Linked DNA regions of Homo sapiens: regions 2 and 3 are each linked to region 1. Evidence: read pairs that join two places in POLR2A ChIA-PET (ENCODE). Cell type or tissue: MCF 10A. All regions are shown on one strand. Links, peaks and the distances in the headings refer to the core of each region. The heading gives the core; the rest is flanking DNA. Region 1 overlaps LOC105370777 (a long non-coding RNA gene). Region 2 overlaps LOC105370777 (a long non-coding RNA gene). Region 3 has its middle 20 kb from the start of THBS1.

What was found. Peaks named below come from ENCODE experiments on the same cell type or tissue, not always from the same donor. Only the 100,000 strongest peaks of a DNase experiment are listed, where the experiment ranks them.
Region 2: POLR2A ChIA-PET joins it to region 1 with 5 read pairs; 4 of 35 experiments call an interaction of 5 or more read pairs at or near these places.
Region 3: POLR2A ChIA-PET joins it to region 1 with 7 read pairs; 2 of 35 experiments call an interaction of 5 or more read pairs at or near these places.

The regions. Positions count from the first base shown.
Region 1 is chr15:39,184,184-39,192,358 of GRCh38, forward strand. All of the region lies in intron 1 of LOC105370777 (a long non-coding RNA gene), which reads right to left. Among named protein-coding and RNA genes, the nearest start is that of LINC02915, 62 kb to the right of the region's middle. In MCF 10A, for the core only: no CTCF peak of the experiment used is centred there; a DNase peak (open chromatin) is centred at 4,918.
Region 2 is chr15:39,238,259-39,246,433 of GRCh38, forward strand. The region is part of intron 1 of LOC105370777 (a long non-coding RNA gene); the gene reads right to left. Among named protein-coding and RNA genes, the nearest start is that of LINC02915, 8.3 kb to the right of the region's middle. In MCF 10A, for the core only: no CTCF peak of the experiment used is centred there; a DNase peak (open chromatin) is centred at 4,283.
Region 3 is chr15:39,557,032-39,565,206 of GRCh38, forward strand. No RefSeq gene overlaps it. Among named protein-coding and RNA genes, the nearest start is that of THBS1, 20 kb to the right of the region's middle. In MCF 10A, for the core only: no CTCF peak of the experiment used is centred there; no DNase peak of the experiment used is centred there.

The DNA.
Region 1 (8,175 bases), core at 2,075-7,074:
GTCCATGGCTTACATCGAGCCCAGAGTATATTTCTCAGTGTGAAATGTGTTCAGGGTCTTCAGGAGGAATAAGCTGGGTACTTACAAGTTTTTATCACATTATGGCCATTCTCATTCACATTAGAGTTAGGGTGGCCCAGCATATGAATTTGAGGGGTTCTGTGGAGCTTTCGTTTCTCAAGTGGGCTTTGCCAAGCACAATGAAGAGGGCAATGTCCTATTGCCAAAGTGTACCCTTCTGGGGCTACATAAGCCTGATGAAAAGTCATGAAGCAATGTGTGGAGCTGCATGGTGGAATGAGAGGCAGTGTTTTGCATTAATTGAGAAGAAGCTATTTCTTTAACTCCCCTCCAAAAACACCTGTCATTGAAGACATTTTCTAGGTTTCACAAGGCAAAGAGATTCCCTAGACATTTTCTAGGTTTCACAAGGCAAAGAGATTCCCGAGAGACAATCTGGTTGTTTGAGTGCCCACCACAGGCCTGTTAACAAGGGAAATAAAGGGTCTTCCTTGCCAGGCATGCTGATGCTGTGAGCTTCTTAACTGAGTCCAGTTGTTCTGTAAAATTCTGAGAAGGGTTGTGAAAAGGGTGATTACTCAGGTCTCACTTCCCTGAGGTGAGGAGGACACATACTGACAATAGCCCAAGAGGATTCTAGCACAAAAAATCCAAAAAGGGCAAGCAATGACCCTGGTTATTCCTGCTGATGACGCCTCACACAGAGGACTCACTCTGAGTAACAGCAATAAAATTGACAATAGAATTTTACTGTCACAATGTGAGAGTTGCCTTTATAGATCATTTTATTATTTGTTCATTTTCAGAAAAAATAGATTGGGCCAACTTCTGAAAACAATATTACTATTTTTCCTAGATGCACTCCAAATTTAGGGTTGCCAGGCTGTCAACTGACCTGCAGCCTTTGACACAGTGAGCATGGAGCAGTGGGACCCAGATTAGTGATGCCTGCTTGTGGCTGTCAGGGCCTGTCATCGTGGGTGGTTAGGCTTCCAAGCCTCCCAGGCAATCCGTGAGACATGGACTTACCTCAAACCACCCACGCTTGTCTGGCTCCTGCAGGTTGGCATGCTTTGACAGCCACTGGGTGCCTGGGCCACCAGGAAGTCCTGCTGCTGCTCTGCCACTGGCACTGCCTCTCCCCATCCTCATCTACATCCATAGAGATGGAAGTGATTTGCATGGGAATCCCACCCTGTTCATCCTCTAAATTCATGTGCATTCTCAGGAGCTAAACAAGCAAAGGACTGTGTTCTCACCTGTATCATTTGTTCATGTAACAAAGATGTTTAGAAGACTGTTGATTATCACCCCCTCCAGTCATCATTCTCACACTAATCCTAGCAGTTGGTGATCTGGAGAACGTTCTCAATCTTCTTGAGTTTTACATTTCCATCCTCGAAAGAGGAAAGTGCCTCACAATGTTGTTCTGAGGTTTATGTAATTCTCTGAAAGTGTTTATAAAGTTTAACAACATAAGTTGTTTTTTAGTGGTACTAACAACCAACTAGTATTGGATTTGCCCCATCCATCCAATATTGTATTTACACAAAGTAGAGATTTTACCAAAGAGAGTTATGCAAATCTCTGCTCTATTTGCTGTATCTTTGGGGAGATCTGGCTTTCAAAATATCAAAACAGGAGAATATTGCTTCCAACCACTGATTCCTCTGGCAGACTTTTCACCTAGAGGGAACGATCTGTCCAGATCAGTTTAAGCTGACTTGGAGCTTTTTCTCACCTTCTCTTAGATTCCATCTCTGTGAGAAAGAACCATTGATGGGCCAAGCTGTGTGTGCTCAGTTGAGAATGTTGATTCCCAATACTTACACTTCACCCCCATGAAACTCAACCCTCGGGGATATTCTCCCAATGTATCAGCGAACAATTCTGGATGGAATAAGTCAGCATGTTTTGGTCCTCTTTCTTTTAAACCTACCTTAATGATCTGAACCCTTTTTATGAGCTATCTACTTAACAGTCATGATAGTAGGTTAAAAATAATCTTAATGAAAAAGAAGATATTTTATTGTCACAATGTAAAATTTGCCTTTGTAAATCTTTATCTATTCATTTTCAGAAAGAATAGATTGGACCAATTTCTAAAGCCAAAAGTATTATTTTTCCTAGATGCATCCCAAATTTAATTGATGTAAATTGATATCCAACAATTTTATATGTTTAGCAACTTGGACAATTTTACAGAATGTCATTTAAAAGTGGAATTCTCTAGAAAAGCTCCAGTGGAAATGGCATGGTGTTTTATTATTTGATGACGCTATTTTTGTATATGATCCTATTCCCCGTTGTGCTTTGGATTCTGGTTGAGATTTCAGCGTTGATTTATCAACTTTCTGGTACCCTCTGCTCGACATGTTCTGTTTGCTCCTCTGGATCCACTGCCTCCCCTTCCCCGTTCTTCCTCTGCTCCTGGAGACAGATGGGTCTGTGTAAATAATATCAATGGCTCGCACTCCCTTTGGCTTCCAGTTCTCTTTGGGCAAATGGGAAGATGCAGCAGGAGATGAGAAAGAGGAAAGAGAGTGAATTCAGAGAATGTGTTTCCCCAGTCCTTCCCCGTGAGGTCACCTCCGGCTAGTTGTGCGTCTCAACAGAGACCTGTGGTCCTCTCAAGGCAGTGTGCTCTACAGGACTCTCTCTTCAGGGTTCCAGACCCCACCCTCCTCAGGCCTAGAAGTAATATCTCTTAAAGGTCTCCTACAATCCCACTTTTGTAAATAGTCTTCAAAATAAATGTTTCTTACATTACCCTATTTTGAATGAACCATCCATTCTAAGATTTTGATTGAAACAGACTCTCTCTCTAGTTCACATCTTTGTATTTTTTCTTTTATTCTGACTTAATCTTTCTCTTATAAATTCTCTCTTTTTCTTTTTTTTTTATTGTATTTTTTTTTTTTGTAGAGGTGGTGTCTTGCTCTGTTGCCCAGACTGGTCTCAAACCCCTGGCCTCAAGTGGTCCTCCTGCCTCAGTCTCCCAGAGCACTAGAATTATAGGCATGAGCCACTGTGTCTAGCCCCTTTTTATTTTTGAAATAACCTTATAAATATTTTGTTTTAGTCTTGCTTTTAGGGGAGGTGAGATATAAACAAGAAATAAAAAGAAATAAAATTTTATTTATTATTTGGGACTTAAGACACTTCGAATCTTTTGAAAGACAAGGTAGAGATGAGCACCTCAATTTAAAGATATTCAAGGACATCATCATTACCACCATCAACAAAAACCATGTAGTATTCTTTTAATATAATCTAAGCTCTGGAATAAGCAATTCATATCCACCATGGAGGCCTCAAAGTGATGTCATGAAGTAGGTGCTACTATTTCTCCATTTTACAGATGAAGACAGTGAGGCTTGGAGGGGTGAAGTAATTTATCCAAGGTCATACAATTAGCAGTAAGCCAGGAATTTAACAGAATTAAGTCAAACCTTTGTAGTACTGAGTTAGAAATAATCAGCTTTCTCTACTTTTCTTAGTATGAATTACAGCACTCTTGAAAACTAATCAGTAAAATAGATAGACATTCTAGAACAAACTGTCAAATCATTATCACTACTATAAGTTTAAACTCTTCTTACCAATCTTGATTATTTTCCTTTTTAAACCATCCTGAACCTTAATTAGAATTATAGCTCTTCCTGGTCTTTTATGCTTAGCCTTTTGACAACCCTTCCATCTGAGTGTCTCCAAGGGTCCTATCTCTAAGCTGTCTACTTTCATTCCTTTTTAGCTCCATTATTGGTGATCTATTTCCTCTGTTAGGCTCTTCAACCCTTTCAACTGACCATCTTCGGCAACTTTTTAAGACAGGTATTTTTCTGTTTCCTACCATCAGCAGCAACTAGAGGCAAAAAGAAACTTGCTTCTGAGAACATAGATGCTGATCAATCAGAAGCCAAAACAATTATTTAGCTTTATTCTTATTCCCCTTTTCATCAGCGTTCTCTCTTATGCTAATTTGAAATAGAGACTTTGACTTAATAGGAGGCCCATGGCAGCTGACCTATTGGAGGAATACCCTAACCAAGACTTCAGATCAAAACGCACTTCATGGTGGAATACAGTCAACCAAAGTTCTCACAAGGTTTTTGAACACCAATTTAAATGGCTTTCATTATAACCTTTTTAGGATGATGGATGTAACACTGAAATTTTGTCTTCTAACCATACAATTTCACCAGCAATATTCAAGAAGATTTTCCAGACATCTGTTTCTATTTTTCTCTTTATTTTTCTCAGATTCCCTCTAAGCTCATTGGCTGACCTTGACATCACAGCCAAGCCCTAAATGAAAGCATTTTATCACTCTCCATTTTTTTCCAAAGAAGGTCTTGAGATTTTATTTTCCAAGCAATAACAGATTCCATTCCTGAGACTTCTTATCATATCTTTAGCCACATCATAAATAACTCGAATTTTATATTGACAAAGAAAGTTCTATTGTACTTTTTTTTTTTAAGAAACATGGTTAACAAGCTGAATAGGACCCCTCATTACTTTATATAACATGGTCGGTATAACTTCTTTCTGAACTATGATGACAAGCAGAAAATGGGGCATATTTGTATTTAAAGTATAAATTAGTCAAAATTTGAGCTGAAATTATAGCAAAGGAATTGTCAAGTTTGAAATGCAGTCTGATGCCCTTGAAAATAATGAGAATATAATTAGAAAATAGTACATAAAATTCACGGGTCTCAGAAGATCAGCTACAGAAGGATCACGTCATCCTAGGCAGAGTGTCTCAAATGTGTCTTTCAAATTGTTGCCCCTGAAGAAGTTCAGTGATGTATCCAAGGTCACATACATGGATTTCTGCCTAAGTGAACCTTCTTCCTGTTTTCCTGGGCACCGTGTCTGAGAACTGACTGTCTGACTCATTCTTTTCTAAGCCCTAGAGGGACAAGGTTATGCAATTCTCCACAGGTATTTTGGCAGCTTCTTAGGATATTTGACTCAGGCCTCATCTCCACTCTTCTCTTAGGAGAGAATACGCACATTCTATAAGGGACATTAGACCACCAGAGAAGATGGTTACTCCCACAGCAGGATAACAGCCTTGTGGGATTAGAAGGCCACCATTCTATGATCCAGCTTCAGATGAAATTTATTGAGCACCTACTATGCATCAAGCACTGTGCAAGGTGCTCCAACAGAGACTATCTTTCTTGGCCCAGGAGGTTGACATACCTAACCTGATTCCACCACCAATTAGCACTGAGACCTTGGACCAAACTTTGAGTCTGTTTTCTTTCTATAAATCTGAAGAAAAGTTACCTGGCCTTCTTATCTCCTAGAACTGTTGTGTGGGTCAAATGAACTAATAAGTGGCAAAACACTTTCTTAAAATGTTATTGAAATATAATGTACATACAGAAAACCACATAAGTGTATAGGTGGATACATTTCACAAGCTAAACACACCAGTGTAATCAGTGCACAGTTCAAGACATGGAATGAACATTACCCCATGAGTCCCCATCTAGGAACAGCCCCTCAAAGGGTAACCACCATTCTGACTTCTAACAGGCTAGCTGTTTTGCCTGTTTTTCTACTGTACATAAATGGAGTCATATGCTATAAGCTTTTTGGTACATGGCATTTTTTGTTCGGAATTATGCTTGTGAATTTCATCCATGTTGCTGTGTACTTTTGTAAGTTCTTTGTTCTCATTGCTATGTAGATTCCATTGTACGAAGAGACATTTTATTTCCCACTCCATTGTTGATGGACACTTGGATAGTTTCTAGCTTTGGTCTGTTCACAATTATAAACATTCTAGGACACGCCTTTTGGTGAACATATGTATTCATTTCTATTGGGCATATCCTGGAAGTGGAATTCCTGGCTCCTAGGCTTCATGTATATTCAGCTTTGGGAGATGTTGCCAAATGACTTTCCAAATGGTTGCTCCAATTGACATGGCCAATAATAGAACCTGAGAAATACCAACATTAGGTATTTTTAGGATTTTTTTTTCATTTTAGGTAAGTAAATTATTTCTTAATATAATTAGATTACCACCATTTTGAATGACTCATCTCAGGGCTCATCATATTAACACAAATAAATATTTCATATATTTGTACTGTGTGTCTGAGGACATTTTATTATTCAATTGTGGTATATGCAGCATCTGGATCTACGAAAGTTAACCACAATTAGGGCCACTGGAATATAACATCCATATTTATGCTATTCTATAGAAATCGGACATCCCAAGCTTGGCTGAATTAAAATATGCATTAAAATATATATTTCTCAACTAGTCTTATGTCCTAGCAATGATTATTTTAAAAGTGTAATTTAACTAAATTAACTAGCAAGTCTGGTATCTCAAGGTAAAGACTTTTGGCTTGAAGAGCTTCTCTAGAAGGTAAGCTTTCAGTTCGGAGGAGCCTCAGAGACCCTTCAGCCTACTCTCTCATCCTATAGGTGAGTAAATTGGGGTCCCCCAAAAGAAAGGACTTACTCGTGACACCGGAGCTACTTAGTATCAGAGCCAAGACCAGAACCCAAATCCCCAGAGCCTCCCTTGACTTTTTATATCGTCCCTGCCTCAAACTGGCCAAGGTTTCTTAAATAGTTAAGGAATAGATGCTGCTACACAGTAAGTGACCACAGAGGAAACCTCATATGGACAGGACAGCGGAGAGAAAGGCCTAGGTGAATTCAGTGAAGACAGAGCAGCTATCGCAGTTGACTGTTCAGAGAGGCACTGGGGGAGAGCGGTGGTAGAATATTCTGTTGGTCCTTCCCCAGGCTGCCAGTGAGTGCAGACCGGAGACTAGACAGAAAGGTCTCAAAGAGCAGTCCTGGCCAGTCACAACCCTCCCCAGCCACACATTCCTTCTGAAAACTTCCTCTGAGGTCTTCTCCTTCCCACCACAGAGTTCTACCATTTGCCCAGATTACTCTTCCCACAACCTTCTCTCATGATGCTCCTGCCTTCACCCTGCTAATTCCTGCACATCCTTCAGATCTCAGTGTCTTCTCACTCCAGAGCATACATAATCATCACATCATTCCTCCCCATGCTTGGCACTTGTTAAGTCCTCAGTAAATAATGAGGAATGAATGAATGAATGAACATGCTATCCAGTGCAGTCCTTGTATAGTAATAGAGGCAGAAGTCCTTGCCCTGGTCAACTTACCATAGTTTCTTGTTCTTTGTCAGGGCACAGGAACAAAGGAGGGGGTTGTTGATATTGTTTCTTAAATAACTTAAAAACCATCCCCAAGTATTGATTCTAACCTACAAGCAGAGTTGAGAACCACTGCTTGGGGTAATTGTTATCATTTCTGGTTGTATGTGAGAATATTTATTATTTTTTTAAATAACCTTTATACAATCAAAAGGAAATTTTTGAGACTTTCAATTTTTAAGTAATTTGAGACTTATGTAACAGTTGCAAACAAAGATATATTTTTAATAAGAAGAATAAATGAGAATGGACCTCAAATTTTTAATTTTCTCAAAGCCTAGAGTGGTTTTGTTTCTCTGCTCTTCCCAACGTACTCCTGCCTACTACCACTACCCTCACCAGCAAAGACAAATTAAAAGGAGTGGGGGAGACAAAATGAAGCAAAACAAAACAAAAACCTTCCATTATAGTGTGGTAGAATGGCCAGAGAAGAAAGGAGACAGTACCAAGCTAAGAGGGAAAATATAAAAACAAGAGGATTAGATGACATCAATGCAGTGGTTTTGCTCAGAAGACAAGGAATGTTGGAATGTAGATAGCAAATTCCTGTCCTGAGGGACAAGTTTCAATTCTGTAACTGTTAGACATGAAAATACAATAGGGCTTAATCTTACCAAATATAGATCCACCCTGGCCAAGTACAGGTATGTACCTTTGTGTAGTCATTTATTTGCCCTTCCCCTGCCCACTGCTTTCCATTAGCACATAGTGAAAATCTTGCCCTGGAAAGAAAGGAGACTAAAGCAAAAAGTGAGTTAACACATTGGATTCTTCTGACATAGCTTAGACAGTTCCTCCATCATCAATCCCCTTAAGTCATATTCAGTGAGTGTTCTGCTGGCTGGAAGGAGTTAAGACATTTTCCTATTAATATCAGGTGGCAAATGATAGGCCAAGAACATCTGATAGTTTTTGCTACTCTGTA
Region 2 (8,175 bases), core at 1,795-6,794, 54 kb after region 1:
AACCAAATAGGTATGGGGGGAAAGTCAGTAGAGCAGCAGAAGCAATATGTCATTCCAGTCTGCTTCTTAATGGCATTCTCCCCTCTCCTATGCACAGGGCAGAGAGATCCGGAGCTGCATCCCCTGGTTATACTGCCCACCAAGGCTGAGCCAGAGAAAGCAGCCCCACTGAGGCCCATGACATCTGGATTCTTCGTCTCGTCAAATGTCAACACCCTCGTAAATGTAAAACGGACTCCAATTCTTTTCATTTTTCTTGATTGCAGGATAAGAAAGTTCCTCTGAGATTAAGACTGAGAAAGGTCTTAAAAGCCAAGACTCCAAATGGCATCAGGAAACCCAGGCTCTTCGAAATATGCAGTGAAAAATGAAACCCTTGCAAGATGAGACATTTGATAAAGAAGAAAACATCAAATTTTCTTGAAGCTTTCCTCTCACTGTAACTCTGCCTCCTTGGATTGAAGCTACAGAGAAGAATGCAGCCTGCGGGTGCTCATGCCTGAGCATCATCTCCTCTTTTCCACCTGCTGAGCTATGTCTAAATAGACATCCTCTACCTTTGGCCCAAAACTTTCTGTTCCTGAATAGAAAGAACATTCTTGTCATATCAAGAGTTCTGGGATATTCTGGGAGCAGTTTAGAGCTTTCAATCAGTATAAAGTTTCTTTTCTCATGAAAAGATCTTGCCACAGGGGATGAGAAACAAGCTATTGAGCATCTAATATATGTGTATACCATGCTAATCAATTGTACATACTTCAGTCTATTTAATTAACAGAAACACCCTCCAAGGAAGTCTTATCCCCCTCAATTAAGTAGATTAAAAATAAACGTCTTGGAGAAGATAAGGTGATTGAGCTTGTAAGAGAGCCATGCCTTTTGCACTAAACTACACAGACCTAATCCCTGTACATATATCTGCCTTCCATTCCCAAGATCTCTTGGTAGGGTCTTCCAGAGATCTTCTAGGAATGTACTTAATAACTGGTTCTTCCATTATTTTTCTACCATTGAACTTGAAGAAGATGTGACTGGGGAATAAAGGCAAAGCCAAGCATGAGAAGGTAGATCTGAAACAGGAATGTTAGACATGGAATACAAGAGGCAGAGCAAGAGTAAGCAAGATAGATAATCCTGTAATCCTTCACATGGGAGGAAAGGTTGTAGTAACAACTCCATTCTAACAAGCACAGATAGTACACAGGTTGTTTTTCATTAAACTTGTGAGAGAAAGAGACACATCTCTAGATATATTATTGGAGTGGTCAAAAATGTCTTCATGAACACAGAACTGAAAGCCTAACACATTCATGCCTAGGCCAAAGAATGTCTAGATGAGATGGCCACTGTGAGATAAACTGCAGTCTTCCACAGTGGACTATGTTTGTCCTTTATTTAAAAAAAAAAAAAGAATCTAATATGGGTGGTTTTTTTTTCCTGTACTTATCCTTACTGACATTTTTACAACAGGTTTTATGTGGTTATCTGCTTATTTATAATATACACATGAATAAATCACTTCCTCAATGCATCTACATTCCTTAAAAAGCCACATGTACTATTACTACATTAGTCATCGGTTTTTCATGGTTGATAAAGCCACTAACAATGTTGAGTTCTGATGAGATAGAATCACCTGTGCCACAATTTCCCCAAATGTTTCTCAGTAAAGCACATTCACCATATACAGATTGTAGTAACAGACTTAGAGCAAAATAATATTGCAACTGTTATGTTTTCCAAGGAACTGAATAATTGTTTTACCTAAGTAAATGAATAACATTGCCTAGTCTCGGAGATTAAAATTTCCCAAATTCATTCTGACTCAAAATGGGCAAATATGTATATAAAAATAAATTTAAAATGTGCACATATTCATTACAGTCTTTAAAAATTGCACTGGGTAGAAGCAGGACATGAAGTGTGGCCCAGTAGTCTAGATTTCCATTTATTTAGGAAAGGGTTTGCCGTGATCTAGCATGAGAGCCACAACCTAACAAAACCAGATCTGTTAGAATGCCTTGGCACAAGCTTTGTCTAGCTATTGGTAAAGCCAAAACATCTCAATTTCAGCTTTTCCCATTCAAACATTACCTTTAATTAGGTTTGTTAAAGGCAAGAGCTAACTACATTGTTTTAAATGTAGAAGACTAAGGCTACAACCTATGTTGTGTGGACCCCCAGAGAAGAGTTTAGGTCATTTTGTTGTTGCTGTTGTCCTTAACGACATGCCAACTGTCAGATCCCAAGGCTGTGAGATGCTCTCCAAGGGAGTGAGAGGGAGGTGAGGTGGTGGGGACTGAATAGAGGGCCAATGAAAACCAAACCAAGTGCCATGTTGGCACCTAGACTGGGGCCAATTCTATGGGTGCTGGAGGAGGGATCGATAGAAACAAGAGAAAAAATAAAACTCCACCTTCTTCAGACCAGTGAAAGTTAAAAGCTTGTAACACCGTCACCCCATGGAAGTCAATGGATAGTGGACCTTCAGATGGTTTTGCTGAAAGGAGATGATGAGGAAGCAAAACTAATAGTGAAGACATAAGACACCATGCTTGTTTTTGTCTCTCTCCTGTCAGACCCAAGGAGAACAGGACCAAAGCCCTGAGGAAAGCAGTCAAACAATGCTTCCACTGAAAAGAGAGAAGGATTCTTCTCCTACAAGGTAGTCTATTTTTATTCATCATTTACACACTTAGAGTTTATTGATTTCAGTTAAAATATACAATGAATCCTTCATTTGAAGGCACACTAATTGGTCAGTATTCACTGTTTAAAATTTTTTCATCTTTTTCTAGTAATTTTTTATTGTGATAGAATTGCATAACATTACAATTACATTTTTGCCACTTAAAAGTATGCAGTCCAGAAGAATTAAGTACATTTACATTGTTGTATAAACATCACCACTATCTATGTCCAGAACTTTTCATCTTTCTAAATTGAAACCCTGTGCCTACTAAACAATAACTTCACATTTCCCTCTGCTCCCAGCCCCTGCCAACATTTATTCTACTTTCTGTTCCTATAAAACTGGACTACCCTATGTACCTCACATATGTAGAATCATACAGTATTTGTCCTTTATGTCTGTCTTATTTCACTTAGCATAATGTCTTCAACATTCATCCATGTTGTAGCATGTGTCAGAATTTTCCTTTATAGAGCTGAATAATAGGAGTATTCTCCTTCCTATAAAAATATATCTTTACCATTTATCTGTTCTCTGACCTTGAATATGTCAATAAGTCTTTCTTAGCCTCAGTTTCTTCACCTGAAAAATGGAGAAAATAAATTACTTACCTCACTAGGCCTTTGTTAAGGATTAAATTAAGTAATTCGTGTTAATCATTAGCATAGTACTTAAAAATACATAAGGGCTCATCAAGAGGCAGCATTTATTGTTGATGTTGTTATGGTTATTGTTAACATTGTTATTATTAGCTTAGAAGTTGTCACAAGTTTTTTGTTTGTTTTTTGTTTTTTATTTTATTTTATTATTATTATACTTTAAGTTTTAGGGTACATGTGCACAATGTGCAGGTTTGTTACATATGTATACATGTGCCATGTTGGTGTACTGCACCCATTAACTCATCATTTAGCATTAGGTGTATCTCCTATTGCTATCCCTCCCCCTCCCCCCACCCCACAACAGTCTCCGGAATGTGATGTACCCCTTCCTGTGTCCATGTGTTCTCATTGTTCAATTCCCACCTATGAGTGAGAACATGCAGTATACTATGCAGCCATAAAAAATGATGAGTTCATGTCCTTTGTAGAGACATGGATGAAACTGGAAATCATCATTCTCAGCAAACTATCGCAAGGACAAAGTCACAAGTTTTTTAAAGCAAGAATATCTATAACACTGCAGAATTTTGCAAACTCTTTTAGGAAAACCATTGGCTTCCTAATGGTCAAATGTAGCTGTGCATTTGGAACACCACATAAATTGGTAGACTTTTGAGCCTAGAAATTTTCCTAAGACATGGTGACAACATTAGATGATCACGAACAAAGTTAAACAGCCTCATGGAAGTTCCATTAAACACCTATAAATATGCAAGAAAAAATAAACTTCCTGAAAGAATGAAAGAGCTGCAATGAAATGTTTCCAGTTCCTGAGTAGAGGCAGGTGAATCAGGTAAGAATGAAGTTGATTGTGCATGTCTGCCTCCATCTTTGAATCATGAGGTAATTGGGTGTATTCATGATAGGAATTTTTCTTTCTCCAGCCAAAACCAAGCTGGTAATTACAAGTGCCCAAAACCACAATCTGGACACAGCCTGTGACACAATCTGGACACAGCCAGGTCTGAGATCAGACTTGGAAAGGCCCTTCCCTCCATCTGAAAAATGCCTTTGCTAGTCAGAAGAAGCTAACAGGGAGAACACCACCACATTCCCTGATCCTCCATGGGATCCTCAAGACCAGGGGCACCATGGGGGTCCTTGATTACATTGTTCAGGAAACCAATGAGGGAACGTCTTGGCTTCTTTATAGAAATTACATAATATAGAAGAAAAAAGCAAAACACAGCCAACAAACAAAAATGCTGATAAGTCCTTTTGAAGGACAATACACAAAAGCTCAGTTGAAGCTTTCACACATAGACATGCATTTTTCATTTTTCTTCTTGGAGATGAATTTCTATGTGTGTACTTTATTTGTACTTGGGCTCCAAAATCATGTATCCTTTCCTCTTGCTGTAGGCAGTTACATGGTGTCTTAGACTACTTGGGCTGTTATAACAAAAATACAATAAACTGGGTGGCTTCAACAACAAACATTTATTTCTCACAGTTATGGAGGCTAGAAAGTCCAAGATCAAGGCACAGGCAGACTCCATGTCCAGTGAAGGCCTATTTCCTCTTTCATAGATGGCTGTCTTCTAACTGTGTCCACACTTGGCGGAAAGGTGAAGGAGCTCTCTGGGGTCTCTTTTATAAGAGCACTAATTCCAATCATGAGGGCTCTATCTTCATGGCTTCGTCACTTTCCTGCCAAGAGTCCCTACCTCCTGATGCCATCACCTTGGGCGTTAGGATTTTGCCATATAAATTTGGGGGTACACAAACATTTGATCCACAACAGGTGGCGTACTATTTGAAAGTAGAGCTGTATTTATCTAAATATTATTTGGTGGACAGATCAGAGAGGGAGTATCATACCTAGAACCCTGGCCCACAGAAGTTTTTTCCAAAGGTTTATGTAAAAGCTCTGAAGTGAAAAATTCCAAAAATGGTTTAAACAATAGTCACTTGATTTCAGACAGTATGCAGATTTTCAAGATGAATAACTTGAAGCTTCCATTCTGACATACTGGTTAAGCTATCCATCTCACTGTCTTAGGCTTAAGCAGCACCCCCTTGCCAGTTGTCATTCCTGTGACTGCTAGCTCCGAAAGGAAAAGGCAGGAGATGAGGATTCTGATCTAAGGGTGAAAGAATTATGCAAAGTTTCTTGTCTCAAAGGACACAGGAATTTTGTAATTCTTTTGAACACTTATACCAAATGTCAAATTTCCCCAAAGCTGGATGAAGAAGGAAGGGAAAAGAACTGACATTTATTTGAGCTAATACTCTGTCATGCATTATGCCAAGCAATATGCATGGCAATTTTGTTGATAAATTAGAGGAATTGACAAATCAGAGAAATAAAGTAGCTTTCTCAAGATTACACAGTCAGTAACCCCAGGTCTGTTTCCCTTGAAATCCTCTCTATATTCCATTATACCCTAAAGCTTCATCCCTATAGCTTTTCTGAATGTCAGATATAGAAACGTCTCTATTTGTCTCAGATCTCTCAGGTAAGACATTGCCTTACTAAATATATGACCTCATTCGGGATGTGCCAGGAGGCTGCCAAGGCAGCTGGAATAGTTAGAGTGAGGGCAGCCATATTTCCTTGATCACACCGAAACCCGCTCAACCAGACATCTCAGAGTGGGAAACAACATCCTGATTTCTGAAAAATAGTCAATGGTGGCACAAGATAAAGGCAAACATTTGGGTTGGCACCAGCCATTAATATGATTCCTGATGGACAGGGCCATCTGACTGTGGGAGGGGTTACTTTCTCAATCACTTGTAGGGTGATGGCACAATGAGAGTGAGTGACATGTAGCTCGATTATATTTGCCTCCCTTCATGCCCACGTGAATGCACTGGTCTTTTGTTTGGCATTAGTACAAATCCTCTGTCTCTCCCATAACTCCTAGGTATCAATCATGAAGTTAATAGAAGTGGGATCCTCCAAAAGACACCTTGGCTTTCCCCACAGTCATCCACCTGTTCCACCTGTTTCAACAGGTGAACTCACTGCAAGCACAGAAGACATCTAAGGACTTTAGAAGTGAGGTAGCCTCCCAGGACACCAAGACACCTCCCCCAAGAAATGACTCCATTTGTACATTTTCATATAATGTTCTTTCTACAAGAGGATCTTTGTAATTTACTAGACCCTTTTCTTTCTCAAAATACATGAGGATACCAGAGGAATTATCTTCTAACCTTCATTTTGACCCTTTCACCTACAAACTTGATTGGATCTGCCTAATCTCTGAGGAACTTGCTAAGCTCTGGTTGTCAATTTATATGGCCAGATTGACAGAAAGTATGAAAGTCCTGTGGAACTATGTTTACTTTCACACATGAGCCAGTGAGGTAAGCCAGTTCATCTGGTGATGCAGCATTGATGGCTCTTCTTGGTCCCCAACCATGCATGTAATAATACACATGGTTTCTATTCATTTTCAACTGACTTGAGTCATCAAATTAAAACATATTCAGTGAATATAGTTCAAAGAAATGAGATAATGTTAAAGAAATAAAAACATTCAGAATAACTTTTTTCTTTGTCACCACGTTGGCTTAATTAGACAGGAATTGGTCCTACTTTGATTTTGTAAATGAGGAATTTAAGAAGCAGCAGTAATAATAATTACTGCAATATTTTCAGCCTTTCTAGGTTGTAAATTCTCAGCACTGTCGTTATTTGCATTCAGCCCTCACCTAAGGTTTTCTCAGATGCCTGTGGTTTAGATACCCCCACAGTAGGGATACCTTCCATTAAACTTAACTCACATGTAAAGCCTTTCCAACTTTAGATGAGTAGTGAAAAGCTGCCTTTAGCCTGTCATTGAAGTACCTTCTACTACCAGGGCAAGCTTTTAAGTGAGGGTCTTGATAAGAGCATTCCTCTGAGATGATCACTCTAAGACTTGGAGTAGGAAAGGAAATGAAATCCCAAGTTGCCTTATCCACCTCCTACCCCTCCTCTTGGTTCATCATAGTAGACTTCTATCTCCCCCAATTTTTTTACACACATGAACAGGGTCTGTAAACATAAGTTGTCGCCTCCTACATTCCTTTGACAATCACCATTTCCTCTAGGAAAAACTCTTCCTGCTCCACCCAGGTAGGGTTAGGTGAGCCTCCTCTATACCCTAACAGCAGCCTGCATGTATTTCTATTATGTCATTTGTTAAACTACCATGAGTTTGTTTTTTATAAATTATAAGAAGCTTTTCATTAATATCGATAAATGTGCATATATTATGGGCTTTATACCTTTGATGATACCATGTTCTTCTATTATGTGGTGGTTTAGAGATTCATAAAATTCATTCTTACCTATTTAAATTTGTCAAGAAATGTGCCCTTGGTTGACGGTAGGTAAAGAGGTTGCAAACTTGGTATCAGTAAGGCATAAAATCTGGTTTGTTCTGACCGCTGTATTATATTTCTGCTGTTGAATAACAAATTATGCAAACAAGGCAAACTTGAAACGATAGCCACTTATTATTGCACACAATTCCAGGTAAGCTTAGCTAATTCTTCACTCAGAGTCTCACACTCAAGATATCAGCCAGCTGCCATTCCCATCTGAGTCTTGGGGACTTCTTCCAAGCTCATTGGTTGTTGGCAGAATTCATTTTCTTCTTACCCTTTCCATGTGGGTTCTCCATCTTCAAGCCAGCAATGGTAGTTTGAATTATTCTTATGCTTCAAATCTCTCTGACTCCCTCGTCTGCTGCCAGCCAGAGAAAAATCTCTGCTTTTAAAAGCATGATTAGTTTTGCCTACCTGGACAATTTCCCTTTCACCCTAATATGGGCATAATATCAAGTTCAGGGGCCTTGGAAGTCATCTTAAAATTACGCCTTTTAC
Region 3 (8,175 bases), core at 2,000-6,999, 370 kb after region 1:
ATGGCTTCAGGCTGCTAAAAGCCTAAAACAAAATAAAAAGAACAACAAAATAAGGCGGGTTGGACGTGCCAACTAAATGATTGTATATACTATTTTACTATAGCTACTGCCCCCAAAGGCACCTTTGGATGCCATCTTTGGATTTCTCACGATTTTTCAATATGTAGAACATAGTAGATTCTCACACAATATCTGCAGAATGAAAAAATAAAAGTGTGCATGCAAAGGGGTGGCTGGGTCACTGTAGTCCACCCCAGAGAAGACGGGAAAATGCATTTTGCTAAGGCACACAGTGATGAGAGGCATCCCACATGGTAGAAAGAGAACCAGACTCGGCATCCAGCCTCTAAATGAGTATGTACCAGAATTTCCCAAGGCTCTTGTTAAAAACGCAGATCCTGGTCAGGCGTGGTGGCTCATGCCTGTAATTCCAGCACTTCGGGAGGCCTAGGCGGGTGGATCACCTGAGGTCAAGAGTTTGAGACTAGCCTGGCCAACATGGTGAAACCCTGTCTCTACTAAAAATATAAAATCGGCCAGGCATGGTGACGTGTGCCTATAATCCCAGCCACTAGGGAGGCTGAGGCAGGGGAATCACTTGAACCCTGGAGGCGGAGCTTGCAGTGAGCCGAGATGGTACCACTGGACTCCAGCCTGGGTAACAAGAGTGAAATTCCATCTCAAAAAAAAAAAAAAAACACAAATCCTAAGTCTTCCCTCTCCAGGAACTGAAATTCTGGAGTGGGGCCCAGGAATTTGCTTTCCTAACAAGCTCCTGGGATGATTTTGATCCAGGTGGCCTGTGGTTCATATTTTAAGGAACAACCATTCCAAGTCTCACTTAATGGTAGCCTTACCTTGAGCTTCAAAGATGACCAGCATGCTGGCCACATTTTCCCCCAAGGGGGTCTCTTTAGCCTCTTAAATGCTAATGGATACCAGCAGCCTCTAAGACCTATGTGCCATGTTATGTTCTGGAGGAGATGACAGGCAAACCCACTCATCAACAAAGGGCTTATTTGTAAGAGAAGTTCCTGGTGGGGCCAGTGGTAAGAAAGCAGGGGTAGCATTATCTGAACCATAGTCCATGCCCCACTAAAATTTCTGTCACAGGAAGTAAGAGCCTTCTGCGTAAAAGCATGTGTCCCTTGGAGAGAACATTCCTGGAAAACATAGAGGTTTTTATTGCTTAGTTTTAGAAAGGGGACAGGGTCAATCCCCCCATTACTATGAAATATGGGTAAATTGAGAGCGTAGTATGCTGCAAAGCATCATAAAAATAATTTTACATTGTTACTGGCTTGACTTTAATGGTGGGTTTTTAGGAGGAAAAAAATAATAAGAGAAATTTTTCTGAGTGCTCCGACAGGAGAGAGAACTCTCTTCAGAGTTAAGAGACATCTGTCGCAAAGCTGACTGATCCCAAGAGGGGTGAATTCTTGGAAGCCCAAGTCCAAGACGCACAAAACTCTGAGTTCAGGAAACAGCCCCTCTCTGGAGAAGGAGCCTCACCAGGTGTGTGAGAGTGAAGAAACCAAACACAAGACTAAGGAGGAACTATTAATAGCAAGCTTAGCTCCCAACCTAAAGCCAATGAAGTGAAATGCAATCTGCACCCTGTATCTAGGCCAAGGAACCAGGAAGACAATGCTGTGCCCTCACCCGTGCTGGATGCAGTCTGTCAGCCTCAGGCTCAGCCCTCTGCAGCAACCTGATGCCCTGCCTTCTTCCAAACCAAGACTGTCTTCTATTTTGTTCTACTAGTGTTTATTGAGTGCCTACTGTATACTCTTGGAAGTGTGAAGAAATGATCCTACCTGCCTAGCAGTGTGTATACCTGTCATTCCAGACCAGTTTCCAGTCTCATCTGAGATCATAAGACACCCATAAAGTCCCCTGCAGAATGTTAAAGAACAATAAATGATGAGAAATTCACATTACAAGATCTAGAAGCACAAGATACGCATAAATGAGTTGTATCCCAAAACTTTCTTTTTAAATTCATAGTTTAAAGGTCAGAACCCATTTTCCAAAGGGACAGTGCTGTAAATAGTCAGGTGTGTAGTCTAAACCTAACAAATTCATAGTATAGCTAAAATTATACACATGTGCCATAAAAACAAGGAAAACATTTCTGCTACATTATTATAATTACATTTAAAATAACTCAAAAATATTTTTGAGCAGTTATCCTTAGTGATGACATCCTTGGGAAATAATGTTTAATTAGAATTTAATGAAAGAGAGATTTCTGTAGAAAGTATGAGGAAACTGGACTCATAAGGACTTTAGATTCTTATCTCACATTCTTTAAAAATTTTTTCTCTTTGTAAAAATACTACATGGTTTTGTGGAAATTTTGGCAAATACATTAAAATTTTAAATACAGATATAAAAAATAAAATTTAATATGAAACCAAAAATTAAAAGCTAATATGTATTTCTGTCCAAGATTTTTTAATTCTAAATACATATGCATGTATTTTTTACTTGAAAAACAAGTCACAAATATTTTTGTAATCTACTTTTTCACCTTTCTATTATCAAATTATCTATTTTATCATAGTCTTCTCAACATCGTGTATTAGCTTTCTTCTTAATCCTTGCCAAATTGCTCAATTAAAAATTATATCTCATTTTAATTTTTATTTATTCGATCACTGTTGAAATTGGTCTTTACTCTTCTCCAATTTAATGGCCACTTGTATTTTATCTATATGTAATTATAATTAATTATCTTTTGCATTTTTTACCTACTTTTCTGCTGGACTGCTTATAGTTTTCTTGAGCTGAAAAGATTGTGAATATATAATAATACCTCCTTGGTTATTTACATATTGTAAATATTTTCATGGTTTGTCATTTAATTTTTATCTGGTTCATGGTGTTAACATACAGAAATTTTAAGCTTTATACAGTCAAATCTATCCAGTTTTTCCCTTTTAGTTTCTCCCTATGTTTTTAAATATTGAAACTATTTTCCCGGGTGATCCAAGTTCATTTGCGCTTATATGATGAAAAGGTCAAATCTATATAGATAGAAATACATCGACAGGCCTTGCCTCTACCCCTACTGTCTGCACCTCATTTGTCCCCATCACCTGTAGGGAACCAATTTTATTTGTGTCTCACTGATCCTTCTAGCACATCTTTTTGCAAACTTTAAAACAATTATCTAATTGATCTTTCTGGAATAGGTACATGGTATTGCATTTTGAAAAGGTTGTTTTTTCCATTAAATTTTGTAATTGTTTACAGTTGATATCAAAGAAAACTGTTGATTTCTGAACCTTTATTTTGCCTACATTCATCTTGTTGATCTAGTAATTTTTTAGTTGATTGTCTCGGGTTTTTAGATGGACAATTATATCATTTTTATGATTCATATTGATAATTTTGTCTTCTACCTCCAAATAGTATGTTGTTATTATAGTTCTTATTTTATTCCATCTAAATAAGCCATGATTTTACTTTGTGATGGCTTTATAATTAGCACTATTTATGGTTTTTAATCATAATTGTTATCTATCTTTTCTAGTTCTTAAAGGGCATGGCCGTGCCACATCTGGAGTTGCTGTTATCATTTATGTTAGATAGGATGGGCTAAACTGTGTTGCTTTTAGTAAAACAAGCCTAAAATCTCAAGAGCTTGGGACAGCGAAAACTTATTTATTACTTAAGCTACAAGTTGATCATGGGTCATGGTCAGGTCAGGTCATCTAGATCCAGGCCCATTCCACCAGAGCTTATACAACCAAAGGCTGTCATTTCGGCCGGGTGTGGTGGCTCACGCCTGTAATCCCACCACTCTGGGAGGCCAAGGCGGTTGGATCATGAGGTCAGGAGATCGAGACCATCCTGGCTAACACAGTGAAACCCCGTCTCTACTAAAAATACAAAAAAAAATTAGTCGGGCGTGGTAGCGGGCACCTGTAGTCCCAGCTACTTGGGAGGCTGAGGCAGGAGAATGGCGTGAACCTGGGAGGCGGAGCTTGCAGTGAGCCGAGATCAAGCCACTGCACTCCAGCCTGGGCGACAGAGGGAGACTCCTTCTAAAGAAAAAAAAAAAAGAAGAAGAAAGAAAAAGGCTGTCATTTACTGTGACTGAAGCTAGAGGAAGGAAAGCTGGAAAATTTTGCACTGTCTTTTACAGGTTTCTGTCCAGAAGTGACACACATCATCTCCAATCACATTTTACTGGCCAAATCAAGTCACTTAGCCATGTTCCAAAAGGGCATAGAAATTCATTCCTACCATTTGCCTAAAAGAACAGCTTGGAAATATGGGTGGACAGAGCTAATAAGTTACCATATCACTCTAAAGCACACACATTTGTATACACACCACAAATGCACAGAAGAGATTCCTTCACTATTGGCGATAGGTTTTCAATATGTCCTAGATTTTTGGAGGAGACAGAGTGATCTAAACTAGTTGCACAGATTAACTAGATGATTGTTAAATGAACTCTAATCCAATAATACTCACCTTTTATAAAGATTAGAGTCAACTCAAAGATAAAAATTTTTTAAAAGCATGAGTTAAGAGCTTTTACTTAATTCTTCTCTTCCCCTTGGAAAGCATAAATTAACTAAAGTTTACTATGATTACTAGTGGCTGAATTCCATATTTAAATTTATAATCATGTACAGCATAGCTAATAATTTAATTATAAGTGTAAACAATTCCCAAGACGCCAATAGTTCATTGTCAAATCTTACCTGCTTCACAAAATTTGGGTAATCTATGGTCTAGAAAAGACACTGCCTTTTATAACATTGAATAATAACAAAATGGCCATATATTCAATAAATACTAAGTAATTACTAAATAATTCAGCCTGGTAAACCATTTTTAATTGTGTCAAAAGCCAAAGGTATCATTCAATCTTTCCTCATTTGAGATGTATTGCATTTCTTATATGTGATGGTTAATTTTAGGTATAAACCTGACTGGATTAATGGATACTCAGGTGCTTGGTAAAATAATATTTCTGAGTATGTCTGTGAGGGTGTTTCTGAGAGATTAGCATTTGAATCAGAGGACTGAGTGAGGAAGATTGCCCTCACCAAGAAGGGTGAGCATCATCCAATCCATCAAGGGCCAAAGTAGAATAAAAAGGCAGAGAAAGGGCGAATTTGCCCTCCTGGATCTGGGACATCCACCTTCTCCTGCCCGCAGACATCAGAACTCCAGGTTCTGGGGCTTTAGGACTCAGGGATTTACACCAGTGCCTCCCACCCCCCAGATTCTCAAGCCGTTAACCTCGGACTGAGAATTATACCATCATCTCCCCCAGTTTTCAGGCCTTTAGACTCAGACTGAATTATACCTTTAGCTTCCCTGGTTCTCCAGCTTCCACCTGGAATATCATGAGACTTCCCAGCCTCCAGAATAACATGAGTCAAAGCTCATGTACCCCGCTCTTAGAGAGAAAGAGAAATTCTATTGGTTCTGCTTCTCTGGAGAACCCTGTCTAATACAATATACAAGGCAACTCTTTACTGTGAGGAAAATGGAGTCATTCAATCCTCACCATCCCAAACAGAACAGGCTCTTCCACCACAGCCTCTATCAGGCCCTTGTCGGCAGGCCTGGGGCATGAAATCACATAAAGTGGACTCTGGATGGAGAAGGCATTCAGGAACCAGTGCACCGGTCTGCAGTGTGCAATAACCTCACTCATGTGCCCCTATACCTCCATTTTCTACCTCTCTCTAATAAGAACATGAGGGATTGCTTTTAATACACAGATTAGCATTTGGGCCATTCATATAAACATACAACAATCCTGTCAACAGTATTATAGTTGGTGTCCTATAGTTGTGCCTCCTCTAACCTGTGAATTAGCAATAGATCATCCTATCCAGAGGCTTGGTCTGTGTGCTTCTTCTAAAGGTATCAAAATAAAGAAGTTGTTTCTTCTTTTCTCTGCTCCATAATCAATATACAACACAAAGCTTCATTCATGCATAGTTTGAGCTAGGTCATAGCATGACCATGTCCTAGAACTTACTTTCTGCCTTCCGATATCCATAGTAAATAGCCAAAATATGTACTCAATACATCCATTTTTAAAACTAGTCAATTTAAGATAAGAAATATCACAAATGGGTTTTTGGCATTATAAGATAAAAAGATCAATTGATTGAAAGTCTCGTTCCTTAAGATTGAATTTAATTGGTTTGATTGACATCATTTATCCACAGTCCATAAACCAAAGTTATCCATCATCATTGATGAACGGCATTTGAAAACTATCATCAAATTAGTTGCTTAGAAATGCCAAGATGCCACCTTAGACAAGGAAGGCCTCTGGCAAAATATATTCATGTGCTGCCTAATGACTTTTGTCCACCATGGACTGCATATATGACAGTAGACTCATAAGATTATAATACTGTATTTTATTGTATCTCCTCTAAGATTAGATATGTTTAGCTACACAAATACTTACCATTGTGTTACAATTTCCTACAATATTCAGTACAGTAACATGCTGTACTTGTTTGTAGCTCAGGAACAATAGGCTATACCATATAGCCTAGGCATGTAATAGCCTATACCATCCAGGTGTGTGTAAGTTCACTCTATGATGTTCACACAAAGATGAAATCGCCTAAGGAAGGACACAACTCTCAGAACGTATCTGGACTGTAGGAGAACAACAATCTGATTATCAGATCTTCAAAACGTGGGCAGCCTTACAAGATTCAGAGTTTAACTGATAAGCATGTAATTTGCAATTTCCTAACCCTGGAATTTGTCAAGATAATGTTATAATAGTCCCTTATAGAACTAATAGACTCTTCCAATAAGTAGATGCTGCTTTGTGAATTCAGTCCTATCGTGAGACTTCTGAATTGGGATCTTGGAATCTCATTAGCCTCAGAATCCTAAATTTATAATAAAGATGCATAGAGGCATAGTGAGTAGCATTTGGAAGATGCTCTTAATTCTCAGTTCTCCAGTTTGTCTTAATCTTTTTATATAAACTCCTCTAATCCTCAACCTGGCTTCTGCCTGTGCAAAAGTCAATATATGAGTTAGTTACTACTCCCCAGTGAAAGACGATAACATTTTAGGAGTGATACTTTATGTATATTTAGCATTTGTCATCCCTAAACTTCAGTTATAGAAATTCTCGCATGAATCCCCAAAATATGTCAGTGAACTAACAGTCTGTAAACATACAATCATGGCATTTAATATCGTATTAGCTACACAGAAAAATAAGGTATTTTATAGCACATGCTCAAGAGATTTCACTATTGACATTAAAATCTCCAATGGAAATACTCCTTGGAATTGAGGATATATTGCAGTAGTGGTAAAAAATATTAATATTTGTTGAGAACTCACCATAGCCCTGGCATTCTGCTAAATATTGGATATCCTTTTCTCATTTAAACCTCACTGCTATCCTAGGAAGTAGAAACTATTATTACCCCTATTTTACCAGAAGCAAATTGAATCAAGAGAGTAACTGTTTTACCCAAAATCATCAGCAGGAATGTTGCCAAACAATGGCCTCACTGCCTAAGGTACACAGAAGTCAGTACTATGGCACCAGCTTTTGAGAAAAGAAAGGGCTTTATTGCAAGTCAACTGCCAAGGAGACAGGAGCCAACACTCAAATCTGTCTTCCTGAACAAGGGTTTGAGAGCAGGTTTTCCAGGCAAACAGCAACAATGCAAGGGACAGGAAAATGAAACAAGGCATGATCTGATTGGATCATGCAAAGAAGTCACGCCAGGTCTTTGGTTAAGTCCATACGGCAGCAAAACAGGGCACCCCTTGCTTCTTAATTTGGCCCTTGCTCCTTGATCCAAGCACTTGGGTTCCACACATCATTGACTTTTTTATTCCAGCTGGCTCCAGGGTCCTGAATCAGGTACCCTTAGTTCATTTGGGCATGCTCAGGTAATGTGACCAGCAACCTGGGGGTCCCTTGCACTGAAAAACTCATCATTTTGTTACTGACAACGTTGAATTGGTTCTGCCATTACAGAATGACAAATTAACAGGAACTGCAGTGATCTACATGAGGTGTTGGTATCTTGGGCTAGGTCATAACAATGGAAATAGAAATGAGTGGATCTGGGGTCACTTTGCAGGCAACAGCAGCTGCTGATAGACTGAGTGTAGCAGGTGGAGAAGCAGCAGCAATCGGGG